Regions from separate parts of the Homo sapiens genome. Here region 1 is linked to region 2. The links are chromatin loops, found by intact Hi-C in ENCODE. Cell type or tissue: transverse colon. All regions are shown on one strand. Each heading gives the region's core, and the rest is flanking DNA. Links, peaks and the distances in the headings are about the cores only. Region 1 has its middle 28 kb from the start of LL22NC03-63E9.3. Region 2 overlaps RSPH14 (radial spoke head 14 homolog).

Region 1 (9,069 bases), core at 432-8,431, 540 kb before region 2:
CCTGACACCCACCATTTTACTCTCTGGTTCTATGAGTTTGAATATTTTAGATTCTACATGCAAATAAGATCATGCAGTATTTGCCTTTCTGTTTCTGGCTTATATCAGTTAACATAATGTCCTCCAGCTTTATCCATGTTGTTGCAAATGATGGGATTTCCTTTATTTTTTAAAACTTGGCAATATTTGTGTGTGTGTATGTGTGTGTATGTATGTATGTATGTGTGTGCATGCACCACATTTTCTTTATCCATTCATTTGTCATCAGAAATTTAGGTTGTTTCCATGTGTTGGCTATTGTGAATAATGTTGCAAAAGACATGGGAGAACAGATATCTATTCAAGATTCTGATTTCATTTTGTTTTGAGATATGCCCAGAATTGGTATTGCTGGATTATATGGTAGTTCTATTTTTAATTTTTTAAGGAATCCCCATACATTTTCTACAATGGCTGTTTAGTTTACATTCCTTTCAACAGTGTACAAGAGTTTCTTTTGTCCACATCCTTGCCAACATTTGTTATCGTTTATCTTTTTGATAAATTACAGGCACGTGCCAACACACCTGGCTAATTTTTTATATTTTTGGTAGAGACGGGGTTTCACCATGTTGGCCAGGCTGGTTTAGAACTCCTGACCTCAAGTGATCCACTGCCTCGGCCTCTCAAAGTGCCGGGATTACAGGTGTGAGCCACCATGCCTGGCCTATTTTTTCTATTTCTATAAAGAATGACATTTGTGTATTGATAGGTCTAGCATTGAATCTGGAGATCACTTTAGGTAGTATGAACATTTAAGAATATTAGTTCTTCCAATTTATAAACACGAGATGTCTTGATATTTATCTGTATCTTCTTTAACATTCTTCATCACTGTTTTATAATTTCCAGTGTAAAACTCTTTCACCTCCTTCGTTAAGTTTATTCCTAAGTACTAATTCCTTTTGTAAATGTGATTGCTTTCTTAATTTTATTTTCATATATTTACTGTCTGTGTGTAGAAACGTCATCAATTTTTGTATGTTGATTTTTTTATCCTTCAAATTTACTTAATTTAGTTTTAACAGACTTTTTGTTATTGTGGAGTCTTTAGGTTTTTCTACACTTATGTTTATGTCATCTGCACACAAAGATTAGGATTTTAATCCTTCTTTTCCAATTTGGATGCGTTTCATTTCTTTTTCTTGTCGAATTTCTCTGGTTAGGGATTCCAGTGCAATGTTGAATTAAAATAAGTGGAGAGGGGGCATCTTGCCTTGTGTGGGATCTTAGGGGAAAAGCTTCTGTTTTTTTCCCATTGATTATGATGTTAGTTGTGGGCTTTTCACATATGGTTTTTATTGTGTTGTGGTAAGTTTCTTCTGTACCTATTTCATTTTATTTTTGTTTTTTTAAATATTTATTTTATAATAGAGATTAATTTTGCTATGTTGCCCAGGCTGGTCTTGAACTCTTGGGCTCAAGCGATCCTCCTGCCTTAGCCTCTCAAAATACTGGGACTACAGGCATGAGCCACTGTGCCCGGCCTATCACTATTTTGTTGAGAGTTCTTTTCTTTTCTTTTCCTTTTTTTTCCATTGCTTTCTTTTCTTTTCCTTTCCTTTTTTCCTTTCCTTCCTTTTCTTTTCCTTTCTTTTCTCCTCCTCCTCCTCTTCCTCTTCTTTTTTCTTTCCTCCTCCTCCTCCTTCTTCATCTTCATTTAAAATCATGAATGGATGTTGAATTTGGCCACATGCCTTTTGTACATCTGTGGACATAATCATATGTGTGTGTGTGTGTGTGTGTGAATCTTTCAGCCTGTGGATGCGCTATACCATCCTTGCACATGCGGAATCATCCTTTTATCCAGGGATAAACCCCACCTGTTCCTGATGTATGATCTTCTTAACATACTGTTGAATTTGGTTTGCTAGTATTTTACTGAGAATTTTTGCATTTAATATCTGTTAATGTTTATCAGAGGTAGACTGGCTTGCAGTTTTTTTTCTTTTCTGGTGTTGTCTTTGCTTTGTTTTGGTATCAGGGTGATCCCGACCTCATAAAACAATTTTGGAAGTGTTCCCTTTTCTATTTTTTGGAAGACTTTAAGAAGAATTAATATTAACTCATCTTTGAATGTTTGGTAGAACATTCAGCTATGAAGCCATCTGGTCCTGGGCTTTTCTTTGTTGAGATATTTTTGATTATTGAGTCAATCTCCTTCTTTGTTATTGGTATGTTCAGGCTTTGTATTTTTTATTGATTTGCTTTTTTTTTTAAGTTGACTGTTTCTAGGAATTTATTTATGTCTTTTAATTTATCTAGCTTGGTGTATAATTTTTCAAAATAGTCCCTTATGATCCTATTTATTTATTTGAGACAGGGTCTTTCTCTGTCACCCAGGCTAGAGTGGAGAGGCTTGACCACAGCTCACTGCAGCCACAACCTCCCAGGCTCAAGTAATCCTCCCACCTCAGCTTTCTGAGTAGCTGGGACTACAGGCATGCACCACCATGCCTGGATAATTTCTTTTTCTTTCTTTCTTTCCTTTCTTTCCTTTCTTTCCTTTCTTTCCTTTCTTTCCTTTCTTTCCTTTCTTTCCTTTCTTTCCTTTCCTTTCCCTTTCTTTCTTTCTTTCTTTCTTTCTTTCTTTCTTTCTTTCTTTCTTTCTTTCTTTCTTTCTTTCTTTCTTTCTTTCTTTCTTTCTTTCTTTCTTTCTTTCTTTCTTTTCTTCTTTTTTTTGTATAGATGTGACCTCACTGTGTTGCCCAGGCTGGTCTTGAATTCCTGGGCTCCAGAGATCCACCTGCCTCGGTCTCCCAAGTGTTGGGATTACAGGTGTGAGCCTTTTTATTTCTGAGAAATCTGTTGTAATAGCTCCTTTTTTCATTTTGGATTTTATTTGAGTCTTCTCTCTTTTTTCACAGTGTAGCTAAGGATTTGTCAACTTCGTTTAATTTTTCAGAAAACCATCTCTTAGTTTTGTTTTTTTCTATTATCTGTTTGATTTATTTCTGCTGTAATCTTTATTATTTCATTTTTTTCTGCTAAGTTTGGGCTTAGTTTGTTCCTCTTTTTCTAGTTCGTTGAGTTATAATTTTAGGTTGCTTATTTGAGATCTTTCTTCTTTTTTAATGTTTGCTTATCTCCATAAACTTCCCACTTAGCACTGCTTTTACTGCATCCTATAGGTTTGGTGTGCTGTGTTTTAATTTTCATTTGAAGATATTTTTAAAATTCCCTTTGGTTTTCCTCTTTGACCCAATGCTTGTTCAACATGTGATGTTTGATTTCTGCCTATTTGTGAATTTTTCCATTTTTTTTTACTGTTATTAATTTCCAGATTCATTTCTTGTTGTAAAAAAAGATTTTTGGAATGATTTAATTCTCCTTACATTTCTTAAGACTTGTTTTGTGACCAAACATGAGCTCTCTCCTGGAGAATATACCCTGTGCATGTAAGAAGACATTTTGAGAACCCAGGTGGTCTTTTCTCATACCATTTTTCTCACCCAGTGCTCATACTGAGGTTAGTTCATTTTACATCTAACATTTTCTCAGCCTGGAGCTAAGACACCTCATGTACCTTTGACAAAGCCATTCTAGCACAAGCAAAACGGTCCTGAGAACGAGTATCTTAGCCACCTGGTATGGCAGAGGACACATTCATCATGGAAAAAGTCTGAGGAAAAGGGTCAAGATTAGCATGGATCGAGGGTCTGGTCCTGAGCTGGGAGGAGAAAAAGGCAGGTTGGAGTGGGACCAAACCAGGTATTTCTATCTCTCACTTAGAATTGTGTCTTGGTACTTGAGATGAACCATCTGAGGCCACCAGGGGGCAGCAGGGGACTAGGTTGGAGAAGATGATTGATAAAGTTTATCCTGACCTTTAAGAAGCCCCTGAGTCGGCCGGGCGCGGTGGCTCACACCTGTAATCCCAGCACTTTGGGAGACTGAGGAGGGTGGATCATAAGGTCAGAAGATCGAGACCATCCTGGCCAACGTGGTGAAACCCCGTCTCTACTAAAAATACAAAAATTAGCTGGGCGTGGTGGCTTATGCCTGTAATCTCAGCTAGTCGCGAACCTGAGGCAGGAGAACTGCTTGAACCAGGGAGTTGGAGGTTGCAGTGAGCCGAGATGGCGCCACCGTGTTCCAGCCTGGTGACAGCGCGAGACTCCATCTCAAAAAAAAAAAAGTCCCTGAATCTCAAAAAAAAGAATGTGACTTTATGATTAACTATGAACAGCTGCTCATTAATAAAAAGCCATTAAAAAAAAAAAAGAAATCCCAAGAGCTACTTACCCTTGAATATCTCTAAAGGTACTGGGAAGCAGTGCTCCAAATCTGTTGTGGCCCAGTGAATTCCTTTTTAGAAGCACCATTAATGGTCCTAGTTCAACATGTCAGGCCCCAGCTTTAAACCACTGCAGGGGCAGGGGATGTAGCAGTGCTTAGAACCCACCTTAGCTGAGAGGACCAAGATGGTTGGGCAGGGGATGAGGGAAATGAGAAGTTCCAGCACTGTCTGAAGTCTCTGGGAGGAGGAGTGATTGAACTTTCCCACCCGGCCTGGGAGCAGCCTGTCCTCACATTCATCCCTCACAGCACAAAGGAGAAGTCCTGGTTTCCTCAGCCTGGAGCTCCTGCAATAGTGAGGGTTAGGATATCTCTGGACTGGCCTGATGTCCTGGGCACTCTCATGGGTTCAGTCTCAGGAAATCCATGCCTAGGCTGGATTAATACCCTCAGCTGAGCCTCACAGGGAAGCAGAAGTCTCTGAGCCCAGGCCCAGGTGAGGGTGGGGTGAGGAGAGGAGCTCAGGACACAGATTTGCATGGAGGCCCTGCCCTCCTCTGAGGCGGGGGGATAAGACAGGGCTAGAGGCAGGCCCGGTGCTGGGGTCTCAAGGCAGCGCTCTCGGGACATCTCCACCATGGCCTGGGCTCTGCTCCTCCTCACCCTCCTCACTCAGGGCACAGGTGACACCTCCAGGGAAATGGCCTTGGGGACCTCTGAGCTGATGCTTGGTCTTCTGCTCCTGCTCCTCAGGGTCACTGGACCCAGTACTGACCCAGTAGAGTGTGTTTCTCCCTCTTTCCAGGGTCCTGGGCCCAATCTGCCCTGACTCAGCCTCCTTTTGTGTCCGGGGCTCCTGGACAGTCGGTCACCATCTCCTGCACTGGAACCAGCAGTGACGTTGGGGATTATGATCATGTCTTCTGGTACCAAAAGCGTCTCAGCACTACCTCCAGACTCCTGATTTACAATGTCAATACTCGGCCTTCAGGGATCTCTGACCTCTTCTCAGGCTCCAAGTCTGGCAACATGGCTTCCCTGACCATCTCTGGGCTCAAGTCCGAGGTTGAGGCTAATTATCACTGCAGCTTATATTCAAGTAGTTACACTTTCCATAGTGGTCCAAGTTCCTAGGGAACTGAGACCAAAACCTGCCCTGGGCTCTCAGGCTCTGTCTTTGCTCTGAAGATGCTTCCTCACCCTGTGCCAGGGGCTTCCTGCAACAGGGCCTTGAGAATTCACTTCTCTGTCAGCTCCTCTCCTTTTCCATCAATTCCCAAAGGAAACCTCCTCTCTTGTTTACTCTCCGGGATATGACAGCTTCTTCTTCACTCGTATGACGGATGTCCTCTCTGAATTGGAAACTACTTCTAGCTCTTTAACAGGAAGTACATACCGGCAGGGAAATGCCTGCCTAGTGCAGTCCCCATACTTCTCCGGATGATCCTCACTTTATTATTTATTTTTATTTTTGTATGCACTAAAGTCGTCAATGTAAATCCTTACGTCGAATGCCTCCACTTCCCACATTGTGTAGCACAGCCTGGATTCAGTTCTTCAGAAATGACGTCCTCTTCAATGATAAAGGACCACTGCTCTGTGAACACCCCACTCTAGTGAAGATAGCCCACCTTGCTGGGTTATTCATGTACATCTTTTGTGGAAGCAGTAACCACTGTGTAAAGCTCCAAAGATGTTTTAAAGCAATGAAAACAAAGAGGAAGAAGTGTGTGTGTGTGTGTGTGTGTGTGTGTGTGTGTGTGTGTGTGTAGGGTCCATCCTGTTTGCCCTAATATCTCAGGTTGCCGAGCTAGGGAGTATTTGAGTGACAGACTTGGTGCCCTCTCAGGATCCTCCTCCTCTCACATCACTGAGTCCCTGTCCTGGAAACACCCTACAGGTGGACAATCTCCCCATAGTATGGAAGTTTCCAAAATGGCTCCACAGGGAAGAGTTGAGCTGAACACACCCACTCTTTCTCATGGGCATCAAATATATCTAATTTTTCTGGGGAAATCATCAATTTCTAGCTGGAATCCTGATTAATCGACAGACTGTGAGAATTAAAAATTTTAAAAATATTCAGACATATCCAGAGTCCAGTATTTAAATTCTCTGGAATTTTGTGAGCCAATCTTTAAACATAGTTATTATTGTAGTTTAGAGTTCATGAACCTGAATTAAATAGATTCTAGTAAACATAAAGTGCCTTAGTTGTCTATTGTTGCATAAAAATTACTCCTAAAATTAACATATTCTTAATGAGAACACATATGCATTAATCTGTTTTCGCACTGCTATAAAGAAATACCTTATTTATAAAAGAAAGAGGTTTAACTGGCTCACAGTTCCACATGGCTGGGGAGGCCTCAGGAAACTTACAATCATGGTAGAAGGCAAAGGAGAAGCAAGAACTTTGTTCACAAGGTGGCAGGTGAGAAGAGCTGGGGAGGGTGAACTTCCAAATACTTTTTTTTTTGAGATGGAGTCTCACTCTGTTGCCCAGGCTAGAGTGCAGTGGCGTGCTCTCGGCTCACTGCAGCTTCTGCCTCCCAGGTTCAAGTGATCCTCCTACCTCAGTCTCCGAGTAGCTGTTATTACAGGCATGCGTCACCAAGACCGACTAATTTTTATATTTTTAGTAGAGATGGGGTTTTACCATGTTGACCAGGCTGGTCTCGAACTCCTGACCTCAAGTGATTTGCACACCTAGGCCTCCCAAGGTGCTGGGATTACAGGCGCAAGCCATTGTGCCTGGCCCCAGACACTTTTAAAACCATCAGCTCTCATGGTAACTCCCTACCCATCACGAGAACAGCAAGGGGAAAACTGCCCCCATGATCCAATCCCTTCCGTCCCTCAACATATGGGGATTACAAGTCCCTCCTTCAACACATGGGGATTACAATTTGAGAAGAGATTTGGGTGGAGACACAGAGCCAAACCATATTAATGTATTTGTGATCTTGTAGTTTTCTTGCATCAAGAATCTGAGAGCTGCTTAGTTTGGTGGTTCTGACTCTGGGCTCCTCATGAAATTGCAGCCAAGCTGTCAGGCGGGGCTGCATTCAGAGGCCAGAGCAGGTGGCCAGGCCCAGCCTGAGGGGGCTTCTACTGTCCCTAACCTCTTTGGCAGATGTAGATGAAGTCAGGGAAAAGGGGAGCTCCCCACAGTGGGTAGCATCCCAGTGTCAGAGGGAAGGCACCATGGAGCAGTGGGACCAGCACAGGACCCTGGGGGTGCACTCAGACCTACCTGGAGGGATGGCAAGAAGGGGCATTCACAGCAGGGACAGGATAAAGGGCCTCTGCCCCATGTCCAGAGCTGTCTTGGCAGCTCAGTCACATTGGTTATCAGGTAAATCGGAGGTAAACCCTATCCTGAGTTTTACCACTGAAAATGGGTACAATTTGAACTAGGAGTGTTTTCAGACTTTTTCTTTCCATATTGACTTCTTAATAACCGCGATTTAATTTTTTTTAACCCCAGCCTAGTTTAGCTACATAGCTTCCAAATGTCATGCTACTGTGAAACTGAGCAATTAGTTACTTTTATCAGAGCATTTTAAATTTGAACAGGTTCCTTGGTCTTTCTATGTGTAATTAGTCAAAGCTTAGGTATGGAGTAGAGGATCTTTACCAAATGCTTTTCTAGACTCTGTTTTCATTGGACTTATAGCAGCTGTTTCACCTGGGCCATGCAGGAATAGGAGAGTTGTTGCTCCTTGACATAGCATCTGTAACATGCCTATCCTTTCTGCCACTATAAAAATAGCTGTGCTTTCTCTCCACTCGTCTCTCCTGCTGTTTCCCTGTTTTTCCTATTAAATATGCAGTGTTTGCAATCCATCTTGCATTCTGAGAAGATGAGGATTTTTTTTCATAAAGAATGACCTAAAATAGCTCTAAAGATCATCAGAAGTCACAACTACATACTTACTGGAGTGCAATACCAAATGTGGCCTCTGATTACAGTAACCTGGAGCTTGCAGTTTAAGCAATTCAGTCCCTGTCACTTGTGGACAGATTCGTATGTCTGTGGATGAGAAGATGAGCAACGGTCACTCCTGTGCTCATGCACAGATCCCTCCCTGCCCCTGTCCTCAAATTCAGACTGAAGTGCATGGCCCTGGAGCATTACATGAGTGATGGTTTAAGAGCACGTTGGTGATACACACAATATTAATGGTATCTTAATTTGCTTGTTAAGCATAATTTGAAAACATCTGGACAAATTTGGACACAATTTGAAGGGCATATTTGATAATAGCTTGTGACAAATGATTCCGTTCTGGGAGAGATGCTATTTTTGGTTCTCTAAATCGCCATGAAATGAAAATCTCAGATTATAAAGAAATAGACTCAAATCCCAAGTGTCTTTTGCTTTTCATTCCCCATCAACTGTGTTGCCCAAGCACCATGTGGACACTGCTTACAGGGTAGGCAGCCACCAGCTGAAGGCAGGTTCTTTAGTTGTCTGAGCTGTCCTGGAGCTGGGAACAGCAGCGTGTGTTCTGTGCCTGTTGGTCCCTATGTAGCACACACCCACTGCATATTCTCGCTGACTCACCAGGAGGGCTTGCAGCAGCCCTGGCCTATTTTCTTCTGAAGCACCTGCCAATGGTGCATTCTCCCCTGGTCATAATGCACCAGGAGATAAACATGGCATTTGACACACAGGTGCTAACTGGATCTAGGACTTCTAAGCTTAAGTAGACTCAGAGTGGGCAATCTAAAAAAAAAAAAAAAAATAGGTTCTCAATCGGTAGCCCAGGCTGGAGTGCAGTGGCT
Region 2 (8,000 bases), core at 1-8,000:
TCCAGAAAATTTCAAATGCAGTTGAGTATTCTTTTTTAAATGCAGATTTTCAAAACATATTTTTTTTCAGGTGGTCTTTTTTGTGTCTGGCTTGCTGAGTGTAAAAGTTGTTATCTGGACGATCTGTCTCTCTGCTCCAAAGAAATTTTGGAGTGAGTGGCAGTCCTGCGCCAGCCTCGCGGGACACGTGTTGTACATAAGCCTCTGCAGTGTCCTCTTGTTAATGGTGGGGTTTTCTGCTTTGTTTTTATTTAAGAAAATAAACACGACATATTTAAAGAAGGTTCTTTCACCTGGGAGCAAATGAACAATAGCTAAGTGTCTTGGTATTTAAAGAGTAAATTATTTGTGGCTTTGCTGAGTGAAGGAAGGGGAGCAAGGGGTGGTGCCCCTGGTCCCAGCATGCCCCGCGCCTGAGACTGGCTGGAAATGCTCTGACTCCTGTGAAGGCACAGCCAGCGTTGTGGCCTGAGGGAGGCCCTGCTGGGACCCTGATCTGGGCCTTCCTGTCCCAGGGCCTATGGGCAACTGCGTTGAAAGGACGTTCGCCAAGGGCCGTGTGTAAATACGAACTGCGCCATGGAGAGGAGAGGCACTGCCGGAGCCCTTGCCAGATCTCCCTCCCTCTCTCCGTGCAGTAGCTGTGTGTCCGAGGTCAGTGTGCGGAATCACAGCCAAGGACGTGAAGAGATGTACGGGGGAAAGAGAAGCTGGGGATTGGATGAAAGTCAAAGGTTGTCTACTTTAAGAAAATAAAATACCCTGAATGGAGCCCAGCATTGTCCCAGTGTGCTATGTGTGTAGCTGACCTGTGGCTGGACTTGGTGCCATCTGGAAGGGCAGCCGGGGACACCTCCATTCTGAGGTCCCATATTCCAAACCCCACCCCTATACCTCCACACATTTAGGTAGAGTCATTTTGCAATGAACATCACAAATAAACATCACGAGAGGAAAGAAACTGCAAAGAGGGGAAACCTGCCAGGTCCATGCAGTCCTGGTGTGGAGGTCTGGGGGTGATGATGACTCCTGCCCCTCCCGCTGCCCCCAAGACCCCACCCAACACTGACCCAGGCTGTGCCATACCCTGGACCCCTCCCACCATGTGGACACCTCAGCCAATGTCAGAGTCATCCTGCAGAGTGGAAGAGGTGCCCTGAGGGCCTGGAGGGTTCCTGTGCCCCCAGTAGTGTAGGGCAAACCTTGTAGGGTTTTGGAGAGGAGGGGTCCCTGAGCATGCAGTGCTCGCTGACTGGCTTGTGTGGTTAGAGGTATCTGGATATAGTGGAAAAGTGCCGATCAGAAGTCAACGGAGTGCATTCACCGAGGGCCTGCTGCGAACCAGGCACGGAGCCGGGCTCCTTACTAATGATTTTATGTAACACCCCACCTCAGCAGGTTGCCAGAGGTGCCCATTTTACAGATGAGGAAAGGTGCCTGAGGTCAGGGAGCAGTCAAGCCAGGATTCACCAGGCCAGGGAGCTGTTGCTCCCACTGGAGGAGCAGAGACGCTGATCTTTCCTCCTGCTGGAGTCCTTGCCTGGCTTGGCACCTGCACAGGATGGAAGCCTACAGGGAGCAGCACAGAACCACCCTGCAGCCTCCTCCTCAAAGCAGGACCTCAAGCAAAGTGGGGGGTCGGCAGGCACACACACGCATGCATGCACACAAGCACATGCACACACGCGCAGATACGCACGCAGCCCTGGTGCTGTCACCGCCCCATCCCTACTCCTAAGCCCACGCAGGGACTCCCTTCACACCTTCCTACGTCACCAAACAGCCAGAACCCAGAGGGGCTTTTGTTTCTGAAGAAATAACGTGTGACTTAAAATCGTTGAGACTTATTTTGTGCTTTTAATGCCAACTGTGAAAAGAGCAGTAATTTCGCCGTGAGCATCTTTAATCTAAAAATACATGGCTAAAGGGAGAAAGGGATTGAGCCTCCCTTCCTAATGTGTGCAAAGATCAGAGGAGGCCTTCCCTGGAGGGAGGTTTCTCCCGGTTCCCAGAACCTAGCCAGGAGTCTCCAGTTCCCCCATAGGCTGCAGAGAAACCTCAGGCGCTGTCGACCTCTCTGGCCCCGTCCTCCCCTGCAGTTCACCTGCACTGGTTCTCCTCCTGAGCCTGCCTTGTTCCGCTCTTGCCCCCAATGATCCCTTTGCCTAGCATGTCCTTCCCCATCCTCACAGCTCAAAGTCACCTGGGCAGCTTCTTGGAAGTCTCCTCCTTCCCTGCATTCCATCTGTCAGGGCTCCAGGGTCGAGTGGGAAGGGGTGTTGGAAACTCCATTGAGCAGCTCAAGGCCAGCGCCTCTGACCCACCTCATTCCTCCAAACAATGCCCCATGGAGAAGGCGCATGCTGAGCTGGGATGGTCCAGGAGTCTTAGCCAACGGGAGGTAAGCACCAGGACTCACCAAGGTTGCTGGTGAGAGGAGGCTAGAGTAGGTGGCAGGGTGCCTGAAGGGGAGGACCTGGGGATGGCTGGGCCAGCCCTGCCCACTGCAGGTGACTAATCCCGCCTTGTCCTACTTCACGCAGCCCCAGCCTCCTTTCCCAGGACCCACCATCATGTGGCTCCCTGTGGGATATTGCCATCCTCACCTATAGCCCACGTGGTCACCCTGGTGGTGCAATGGGTCAACAACAGTGGTCACGATAATCCCAGCTCTCCTCAGTGACTGCTCACTGGGGGGCACACTCATGGGAGGCCAAGATGCTTGATTCCATTCTACAGAAGTGGAAGCAGAGACCAGGAGAGGCGATGACTTATCAGCATCACACAATGTGACCCCACCAGGCCAGGACCTGAGGGGCTTTACTCTGTCCACATTCCCCAGATCCCCACAGTGGCAACAGGCCCTGGCACCCTACTTCCAACGTCAGCCCTCCAGAACAAATGGTCCATCTGGCTCAGGGGACAGTGCCAGGAAGGGCTGCACTGCACCATGAGGACTTGAGGCAACACTGAGGCTGGACCTCACCCTGGATGAGCTCACCTCACCCAGATGAGCCTGACGAGATGGGGATGCCTGACAGGCCGGGAACCAAGAGGCCAGAGTGTCCCTATCAGTGACCATCATTCCTGCTAAGTCCAGGAATGGGGTACAACTACCCACCAAAGACTGTCAGGCTGAGGATGTGCCTGGGGTTCTGGTGCACCCTGCCCTGAGGGCAGGCAAGACAGAAAAGGGCCTGCTCCTCTAGGGCAGCTGGCCTCCACCCCTCACCCTGTGGCATCAAGGGGAGGAGGAGGAGGAGGCTGCTCTGGGTCCATCGAAGGAAGCTGGGTGTCCACGGGTGGCTGCTGAAGAGGGACAGGGTGCAGTGGTGGCCCACCCAAGGCCACTAGCCTGGAATGAGACATACGGCTCACTGCAGTGGGAGCACCTACTTTGCTTCTCCAGCAGCCCACGTACCTGGGGTTCAGATGACATTGGGTGCATTCTGGGTGGTATAGCTGTAGACCCCCAGATTTCTCCCTAGCTTAGATGCTATGACTCCAGGGATGTCCCCTGAACCCCCAAATGACTTGGATCAAACTGCATCCAGACATTTCACCCGCGGCACCCTCCCCTTCCCAAGCCCAGTTCTCCTTTCCAAGGTCACGGAGCCAATTTCCAGAGGCAGGGCCCAGGCGCATCCTTGCTGCCTCCCTCCTCCTCTCGGGCTGGTGCTCTCCTCCGGGCTGGGAGGGTCATCCATCTCCACCCCCGGGCTGCACACGTGTGGAGTCAGGGTCAGAACAGGCCCCATCATGCTGCTGCTAAAGCTGGGCTGGGGTCTCAGAGCCTGGCACAAGGAGAGGGAGACTGGAGGCAGGGCCAGAACAGACTCACAGGTGTGCCCAGTCAGGACCAGTGGGATGGTAGAGGGATACTTCCGGGGGACCCTGAGCTGTTCAACTGCACCCCAAAATCTGGTTAGAGAAGAATTGTCAATTTCAGCCACAGAACTCTCTCTCCCACAAAAATGAAACCTGTTTTCTCATGGGGTTCTACTCCATTCCTGGACTTAGCAGGAATGATGGTCACCGATAGGGACACTCTGGCCTCTTGGTTCCTGGCCTGCCAGGCCTCCCCCTCTCATCGGGCTGGGGAGCAGAAGCAGACCCTGTGCATCACTCAGGGCCCAGCTGGCAGGGAGCCTGGGCTGGCAGCCTGTGTGTGACATCTGTCTCTACAATCCTATTTTCTCCTCTCCTGACACGGCACCACCACGGCGCATGAGTAGCCAGCCTGGAAGGAACTTAGAGGAATGCGTGTGGGTGAGCGCAGCAGCTTGGGCCCAGGGCCCCTGCAGGGCCAGGGCCCACTTGGGACAATCCTCAGTCCTGGGGTGCCCCCTCCTGGTTACTCTGGGAAATCATGCAAGTCAGACTTGGCCAGAGCAAGGATTCTGAAACCACTCTCCCAGACACCCATGACACAGGGGAAGAAACTGAGGCACGGTGGCCAGAACAAAACAGGGGCCCAACACATACTGTCAAATGAATGAAGGAATGAGCAAGCAGGTAAGTGAACTGTAGCAAGAAGACAACCAGCAATTGATCCTTTAAAGTATGACATAAAACCTACTAAACAGCCAATATTTGTTGAGCGCTAGCCACATGCCAGGCGCCCTGCCAGGTGCAGAGGGTGCCATGGTGAAAACGGCCTTCCAGTGTGGCCACTGATAGGAAACCATACCAATGGCCACCAGCATTCACTGGGAGCCAGCTAAGCCCTGCTCAGAGACTGTCCCAGCTAAGCCACACAGGTGACACCCACGTTCCCACAGGTGATGGTACTGCCCAAGGTCACACGCTGGTAAGAACAGAGCCACTGAAATAGATGCCCTCGCCACCCCCCAGGCCCCCCACCCAGAGGCCCATGAAGGACACCACCTGGGGCACAGTCACACTCGCTAATCCAGAGGCCACGACACTCAGTGTACCCCCAGAACAGATCTCCTGGGCGTCTGCCACATTGCCTCCTTCCCTTCCTCCCTCTGCTCATTGTCCAACTGTCCCCTGCATACCCGGTGTCCCAGGCCTCCCTTCTGGGCCCTTCACAGATCATGAGCAGCACTCAGTAAACCCCGCGATGAAGGGCCGAGGCTCCCCACCCTGACCCTCACTGAGGCTTCTGTTCGTGAGCTTGTCAGTACCACAGCCCCCTACTCCTAATGGTGCGCCCAGTGTTGGTGGATGGCAGAAAAAGACAAGGGGAGGAGATGGGGAAAAGCAAACTCGTACATTTTAGAAGAAAATATGGCAGAATATCTTCATGAGTCAGGGTAAAGAAAGATTATCTTACACGGCACTCAAAAAAAAAAAAGGCCAGAGGGAAAAAAAATCATGAAATTGACTTCATTATTCAAATGAAAAACTGCTAAGGCTGGGCATGGTGGCTCACGCCTGTAATCCCAGCACTTTGGGAGGCCGAGGCAGGAGGATCGTGAGGTCAGGAGTTCAAGACCAGCCTGGTCAACATAGTGAAACCCCGTCTCTACTACAAATACAAAAATTAGCTGGGCATGGTGGCACACGCCTGTAGTCCCAGCTACTCGGGAGGCTGAGTCAGGAGAATCACTTGAACCTGGGAGGTGGAGTTTGCAGTGAGCTGAGACCATGCCACTACAGTACAGCCTGGGTGACAGAGTGAGACTGCATCTCAGAAAAGAAGGAAGGAAGGAAGGAAAGAAGGAGAAAGAAAGAGAGAGGAAGAAAGAGAAAGAGACAAAGAGAGAAAGAGAAAGAAAGGAAGGAAAAGAAGGAAAGAAAGAAAGGGAAGGGAGAGAAAGAAAGAGAAAGAAAAAGAAAGAAAGAAAGAAAGAAAGGAAGAAAGAAAGAAAGAAAGAAAGAAAGAAAGAAAGAAAGAAAGAAAGAAAGAAAGAAAGAAAGAAAGAAAGAAAGAAAAAGAAAAAGAAGGCCGGGCATGGTGGCTCACGCCTGTAATCCCAGCACTTTGGGAGGCCGAGGCAGGCGGATCATGAGGTCAGGAGATCGAGACCATCCTGGCTAACACGGTGAAACCCCGTTTCTACTAAAAATACAAAAAATCAGCCGGGCATGGTGGCGGGTGCCTGTAGTCCCAGCTACTCGGGAGGCTGAGGCAGGAGAATGGCATGAACCCGGGAGGTGGAGGTTGCAGTGAGCTGAGACTGCACCAGTGCACTCCAGCCTGGGCGACAGAGTGAGACTCTGTCTCAAAAAAAAAAGAAAAAGAAAAGAGAAAGAAAGAAGGAAAGAAAAAGAAAGAAAGAAAGAAAGAAAGAAAGAAAGAAAGAGAAAGAAGGAAAGAAGGAAAGAAAGACTGCTGCACCAGTGAATCAACAAAGGCACAGTGAGAAGCCAAGAAAACAGCCTGGTTTGAAATGATATTTGCAATGTAGGTAACCGACAAAGGGCTGGAATCCAGGATAAATTACACACTCCTTCAAATCAATAAGAAATGGAAAAACAACTCGGCAACAGAATGAACACACTCTCTCCAGAGGCACTGGGCAGGAGAGGAATCTGATGAGGTGTCAGGCAGAGGGAAGATGTTTCCTCTCACCAGGACAGGGACAGTAAAGCCATATCACAGTGAAACACCATAGCACATCCATCAGGCTGGGATATGCCCCGGGCTCTCTGGAGGCCAGAGGCTGGGCTGGAAGCAGTTGCAATATCCAGCAAAGCTGAAGGCAAACACATTCTCCCTGGCCCAGCGATGCCCTCCCTGGCAGATGCTCTAGGGGACTCTCCTTCCAGGGTACCAGGAAGCCCTGGGCAGGAACAGCCATGGCACAGTCCTTTTGCAGTACAGGAGTACAAACAACCAACAAGCCTGCCAGCCTGGGATGGGTGAGTGTATCATGATACATTCAAACACCGGAACAGTGTGCAGTGATGGAAATGAATGAAATACAGCCAGTGGCGCAACATGGATTCATCTCAAAATTTCTATAAATCTCTAATGTTATTTAGGTTTTTTAAGGTTTTGGAAGTAACAGAGGGATACATACAGCAAGATCCACTTACATAGTTTTAAAACATGCAAAACAAGATTATATATCGTCCATATGTAATTATATCTGTGGTAAAATATAAAGATATGCATTTTGGGGACATAGTCACCAGATTATTAGTAGCTCAAGGAAAGGCAGGAGGAAGAGTGCTCTGGGTGGGGGGAGGTTCACAGGGTGCTTGGACTGTACCTATGATTTCTTCAAATAAAAATTTCAAGCAAGTATAAAATATGGATATAGAATGTAAAGATTTGGCAAAGCTGGCTGGTGGTATCCAATGTTCCTTATCACCATCTCTGTACTTCTCTGAATGCTTTAAATAGGTCACAATCATTGTAAGAGGACTGGTTGAGAGCAGCAAGTCCCCTGTCTCCACACTCCAAGAATGAGGGGACTAGACCCTCGCTTATTCCTCAGGTTCCTGCATGGTGAGCACAGGGCATTAATTTAGCTCAACCCAGCACTGGTCCCCCATGGATCACCCTAATACCCCAGGGGCTCTCAACCCTGGGGCATGCATGACTGTCATTCAAGGTGCATTTTCAGAAATATGTGTGCAGGGCCCCACCCCCAGAGACTGCTCCTGGTGGCCTGGGAGAGGACCAGGGGCACGGTGGTGTTTTTAAAAAACCACAGGCCTAGTGTGCTCAACTCCCAGGCCAGATCAGCTGGAAGAAGATGTGCTTCAGGAGCCAAGCAACAATCCTAGACCCTCACAGGCTCTGCTCTGTTGGGCCTGCCTATCTGCACCTGATCCCGTAGTCATTTCTCTCTGAGCCTTAACCCAGGGAATGCTCACGCCTGGCCTTGAATGTTTGCACTCCATCCTTGGGCAGGACGCTGAGCTATACACCAGGCCAGTGTTTCCACTTCAACCTCATTTCTGGCCTCTGAGGCAGGTACTTTAGACATGGGAAATAACCTGTCCAGGGCACACGGGGAGTGAGGGGAAGGGCAGAGGGAACCCAGGTTCATCTGACTCCTGGGCTACAATATCTGTTTGTC

The links. Hi-C counts contacts between places; a loop is a spot of excess contacts. Peaks named below come from ENCODE experiments on the same cell type or tissue, not always from the same donor. Only the 100,000 strongest peaks of a DNase experiment are listed, where the experiment ranks them.
Region 1: it touches region 2 in a loop (12-fold over the local background); 9 of 110 quality-filtered maps call a loop at or near these places.

The regions. Positions count from the first base shown.
Region 1 is chr22:22,583,298-22,592,366 of GRCh38, forward strand. It overlaps IGL and IGLV2-33. Among named protein-coding and RNA genes, the nearest start is that of LL22NC03-63E9.3, 28 kb to the left of the region's middle. RefSeq lists a silencer at 3,641-3,935. In transverse colon, for the core only: a CTCF peak has its summit at 3,814 (motif pointing right); a DNase peak (open chromatin) is centred at 3,834; H3K27me3 peaks cover 4,477 bases.
Region 2 is chr22:23,124,262-23,132,261 of GRCh38, forward strand. All of the region lies in intron 4 of RSPH14 (radial spoke head 14 homolog), which reads right to left. GNAZ (G protein subunit alpha z) reads left to right here. Exons shown (of 3, transcript NM_002073.4): 3 at 1-771. Among named protein-coding and RNA genes, the nearest start is that of RSPH14, 14 kb to the right of the region's middle. RefSeq lists enhancers at 1,903-2,780, 3,145-3,734, 3,735-4,322, 4,179-4,458. In transverse colon, for the core only: a CTCF peak has its summit at 4,344 (motif pointing left); a DNase peak (open chromatin) is centred at 4,316.